Regions from separate parts of the Homo sapiens genome. Here region 1 is linked to region 2. Evidence: chromatin loops called from intact Hi-C (ENCODE). Cell type or tissue: heart right ventricle. All regions are shown on one strand.

Region 1 (2,500 bases), 920 kb before region 2:
CCCAGAACCCTGGGGGAGAAAGCTGACAGGGGAAGGAGTGTGTAGCCACGTGGGATGTACCCAGGAGGGGAAGGTATCTCCAGGAGGGTAGAGTCCATCCAGGAGGGTGAGGTCTAGTTGGGGGGATGGGGTCTACCCAGAGGGGTGAGGTCTGGCTGGAGGGGGGATGGGGACAGTCCAGGAGGGAGAAGTCTAGCTGGGATGATGGGGTCTGTCCAGAGGATCAGGTCTAGCTGGGTAGAAGGGGTCTACCCAGGAGAGTTCTGGTTGGGGAGATGCATCTACCCAAGAGGGTGAGGTCTAGCTGGGGGGATGGGATCTGTCCAGGAGGATGAAGTCTAGCTAGGGGGATGGGGTTTACTCAGGAGGGTGAGTTCTGGTTGGGGAGATGGGTCTACCCAGAGGATGAGGTCTAGCTGGGGGGAGAGGGTCTGTCCAGGAGGGTAAGGTCTCTCCATAGGGTGCTTTGGGAGGTCTGGGGCTTGGGGTTCCTGTGATCACAGCCCAAATATATGACTTGGACCCACACTTGGCAGAGACCAAGGTGAAGACAAGACAGGACTGATGGACTCTGAGGAAAGAGCGTGGCGGGAGCAGGGTCAAGAGCGAGAGGCCAGAGTGCAAGGAAGTGGGAGGGTCTGAGGTGGGATCCCAGAGTGGGAGCTGGGGAGCTGGAGTGCTGGAAATGCTTCTCATGCTGGAGAGGCCAATCCTAGGGCTTGGTTAGACTAAGTGCGTTTAACTGGGGCAGCAGTTTTACACATGTATTTCAGGAGGAGATGATTTTATCATAAACACATTCCACTGATTCATGTGAAATCATTAAAAAAATTAAGGTCAAGGTTTTTTTCTCCTGGCTGCTTTAGGCTACATGCCCAGGACTCCTGTCCCTCTGTGGTGAGGGGATTTGGGTGGAAGAGTTTGAGAAGCTCTGCTGTGGAATCCTCTCCTTTTTAAATAAAGAGGGACACTCCAAGCCTGGCATTGAAAGGCACACCTCTCGGTGGAAGCAGTTGGCCAGGTTTTGATCCCTTAAGGATTGGAACCTTATGAAATTGCCAAGATTGGACCATGTTTGACTTGTGTAAATAGCTTCTTCCTGTGATTCAGTCTGAATTTTAGACTCCAGGTCTCATCGCTGCCTCCACCATGTGGCCTCAAGGGGGCGCCGCTCCGCCTCCTAAATCCCCAAGGACAAAGCCCACTTTCTTGGCTTCTGGAAGCAGCGCGAGGGGTCATTGGTGGAAAGAAGACTGCTGTATTTAAAAAAGGAAGCAAGCAGAGAGGAACATGAATTCAATTAGAACAGTTCCTTGTCCCCTAAAATATGGTCCCCAGACCAGCAGCATCAGCACCCCCTGGGAGTTTGTAGAATTCCTGGACACTAACCCAGATCTGCTGAACCAGAATCCACAGTTTAGCAGGACTGCCCAGGCTCTCCTACGTATGTGCGCATAGCAGAAGCACCAGTCTAGCCAGCCAAGAGTCTGCTTATTTGTCACCTGCCTTTCCAGCCCCAAGCAGTCTGGGCCCCCCTATCACTTCCCCTGGGGACACATTATTAGACCCTCCATTCTTCAAAATCAACATAAGGTGTGGCTCCCACAGGAACATGTTCCTGTCTAAAGAGCCTCCCCTTCTTTCAGAAAGTATATTCGTTATCTTTGCTGTGTAATAAATGACCCTAAAACAGAGGTTTAAAACAATAAACATTTATTTTTGCCATATGCTGTTGGTTAGAAGCAAGTCACTAATCCAGCCCAGGCTTCAAGGGAAAGGGATCACACCAGGGCCTGAATACCAGGAAGCAGGGATCACTGGGGATCATATTCCAGGCAGCCTACTGCAGGGGATAATCTCCACTCTAAGGGGCAGGCCTCAACAGGGCAGCCACATCAGAATACAAGAAAACCTCCAGAGTCATGTGGTAAGGACGACATGCATTCAGCAACAGGATGCTTGAATAAGCCTTTCAACTGTGGCTTGCAGAATGGCCACATTAGTATCAGTTGGGAAACATTTAAAAAATACCAATGCCCAGGCGCTACGCAAGACCAGTTAGATCACAATCTTCAGGGCATGGGTTTTTTCTAATTTTTAAATTCCCCAGATAATTCTATTGCACAACTGAGGTTAAGAACTATGGCTTCAGGCCAGGTGCGGTGGCTCACACCTTTAATCCCAGCACTTTGGGAGGCTGAGGCAGGCAGATCACCTGAGGTAAGGAGTTTGAGACCAGCCTGGCCAACATGGTGAAACCCCATCTCTACTAAAAATGCCAACAAATTTAGCTGGGCATGGTGGCGCGCCTGTAATCCCAGCTACTTGGGAGGCTGAGGCAAGAATCACTTGAACCCGTGAGGCGGAGCTTGCAGTGAGCTAAGACTGTGCCACTGCACTCCAGCCTGGGCAACAGGTTAAGACTCCGTCTCCAAAAAAAAAAAAAAAAAAAAAAAGACACAGAACTATGGCTTCATATGAAAATTTTCAAATGCTACAG
Region 2 (2,500 bases):
CTGAATGTAGATGTGTTCAGCAACCCAAAAGGAAACTCTGAACCCAGTCTTTTTAAGTTTTTATGGAAGCTTCAATAAGTGAGCATGGGCCAGGTGTGGTGGCTCACGCCTGTAATCCCAGCATTTTGGGAGGCTGAGGCGAGTGGATCATCTGAGGTCAGGAGTTCGAGACCAGCCTGGCCAACATGGTGAAATCCCGTCTCTACTAAAAATACAAAAATTAGTCAGGTGTGGTGGTGGGCGCCGGTAGTCCCAGCTCCTCGGGAGGCTGAAGCACGAGAATTGCTTGAATCCGGGAGGCGGAGGTTTCAGTGAACCAAGATTGCTGCTGCCCTCCAGGCTTGGCAACAGAGAGAGACTCTGTCTCAAAAAAAAAAAAAAGTAAGCATGATCGATGATATCATTGGCCATTGGTGATCAACTCAACCTTCAGCCCCCCTCCCCTCCTCAGAGATGGGGCACAGGGAGGGCTGAAGGTCCTAACCCTGTCATCATGCTGCCAGTTCCCCTGGTAACTAGCCCTCATGCTGAGGCCATCCAGGAGCCCCCAGCCACCCGTCAGTTCATTAGATACAAAAAGACACCTATCACTGGAGATTGCAAGGAGTTTGGGAGCTATGGCTCAGAAAATGGGACAAAGGCCAAATATATGTTTATTATAAATCACAGTGTCTTACTACCCTGCCTAGTTCCAGTGGCAAACATCTCTTGCCTACACTACTACAACCATCTCCTCATTGCTTTTCCTGCCTCTTTTTGCCCTCAGGCCAGCCCCACTTACAGTTGCCTAAGTAATTGTCTGAATTCCTCCCCCGAGCTCTTCCCTCTGTCTCCATTATGGCCACATATGCTTTCGGAGTCTGAACAGTTATCACCTCCTCCAGAAAGCCTTATGGACCTACTTGGAGAGGCTAGACAGGGAAGGACTGACTGAGAAGATGCTATTTAAGACCAGGCCGGGCCTGTAATCACAGCTACTTGGGAGGCTGAGGCAGGAGAATCACTTGAACTAAGGAGGCGGAGGTTGCAGTGAGCCGAGATTGCACCACTGCACTCCAGCCTGGGGAACAGAGCGAGACTCCATCTCAAAAGAAAAAAAAAAAATATGAGGCCGGAAGGATGAGGAGCACATTCTTCAGAATACCTGCCATGCCTTTAAAAACATATACTCAAAATTGACTTTAGCCTTTGCCATTTTCCCAAAGGTGCTCGCTAAGGGTTGTTTGGTTCATACACAGCTGGCTACTGCCACCTTATGGCAAAAAGTTGAACAGAAACTTCCATGCATAAAATTCTGCGAACTTACAAAAGCCTGACAATTTTCCAGTTCATCTCACCTGGTACAATGGATGAATTATTCTGCATTTGATCTAAGATTATCACCTCTTCTTATGTGCTGGAGACCCTCCCCTCTCACCTGCTCAAAGATGTTGTTCATAATATTTCCCTTTATCTTGCATCACCGACCGTCATCTCTCTATTGACTCATTCTCACCAGCACTCAAACCTGCTGATAGAATATCTGAAAACAAAGAAACAACAAAGACCTTCCCTTAGCCCTACCTTTCTCTAGTTACCACCCCACTTTTCTGCTCTCCTTGATGGCAAGCCTCTTCAAAAGAGTTTTCTATACTTGTCATCCTCACTTTCTGTTTTCTTATCTCTTGAGTCTATTCTCAATCAGATTTGCCCCAGCACTCCACTCAAACTCTCAGCTAAGGCCAGAAATGGTTTCCACACTGCCAAATCCAATGGGGGAGTCTCAGTCTTCGCCTTGACCCAACCATAGGTGGCGTTGCTATCTCCCGGTTCTCCCTCCACTTCACAGGCTGTTCCTTCTCACTATCTGTGGCTCATTCCTCCTCTTACCTCTGAGCTTTAAGCATGGTAATGCCCACAGTTCACTCTTTCCACCTCTTCTCTGTCTGCATTCTCTCCCTAAGTCCCCCACCTCCACTTTTTTTTTTTTTTTTTGAGACAGAGTCACTCTGTTGCCCAGGCTGGAGTGCAGTGGCCGATCTCAGCTCACTGCATCCTCTGCCTCCCAGGTTCAAGCGATTCTCCTGCCTCAGCCTCCCAAGTAGCTGGGACTACAGGCGCCCGCCGCCACACCCAGCTAATTTTTGTAATTTTAGTAGAGATGGGGTTTCACCACGTTGGCCAGGCTGGTCTCAAACTCCCGACCTCAGGTGATCCTCCCGCCTTGGCTTCCCAAAATGCTGGGATTACAGGCGTGAGCCACCATGCCCCGCCTAAGCCGTTTTTGTACTGACTAATCCAAACACCACCAGCTTTTCCCCCTGAATTCCAGACTGGACACCACCACTTGGATACCCAATCTGATTGGCATCTGAAAGCAAATACACTTAACAGCAATTTTTTTATTTCTTCTCCACTTCCCATCCTAAACAGCCTTTCTCTGGTTTTTCTCATCTCAGTAAATTGCAATTTTATTCTTCCAGTGGCTCATCTTTCACTCTTTTTCTCATATCCGCCTCTA

The links. A loop is a pair of places that touch in the nucleus more often than their neighbours do. Peaks named below come from ENCODE experiments on the same cell type or tissue, not always from the same donor. Only the 100,000 strongest peaks of a DNase experiment are listed, where the experiment ranks them.
Region 1: a loop joins it to region 2, with 4 times the contacts of the local background. A loop is called at or near these places in 3 of 110 quality-filtered maps.

Annotation. Positions count from the first base shown.
Region 1 is chr6:6,695,907-6,698,406 of GRCh38, forward strand. LOC101928004 (a long non-coding RNA gene) reads right to left here. Exons shown (of 5, transcript NR_187687.1): 5 at 1-1,256. Among named protein-coding and RNA genes, the nearest start is that of LY86-AS1, 74 kb to the left of the region's middle. In heart right ventricle, a CTCF peak has its summit at 1,163 (motif pointing right); a DNase peak (open chromatin) is centred at 1,175; H3K27ac peaks cover 2,300 bases.
Region 2 is chr6:7,614,409-7,616,908 of GRCh38, forward strand. No RefSeq gene overlaps it. Among named protein-coding and RNA genes, the nearest start is that of SNRNP48, 25 kb to the left of the region's middle. RefSeq lists a silencer at 1,588-1,882. In heart right ventricle, CTCF peaks have their summits at 1,256 (motif pointing left) and 1,459; no DNase peak of the experiment used is centred here; H3K4me3 peaks cover 437 bases.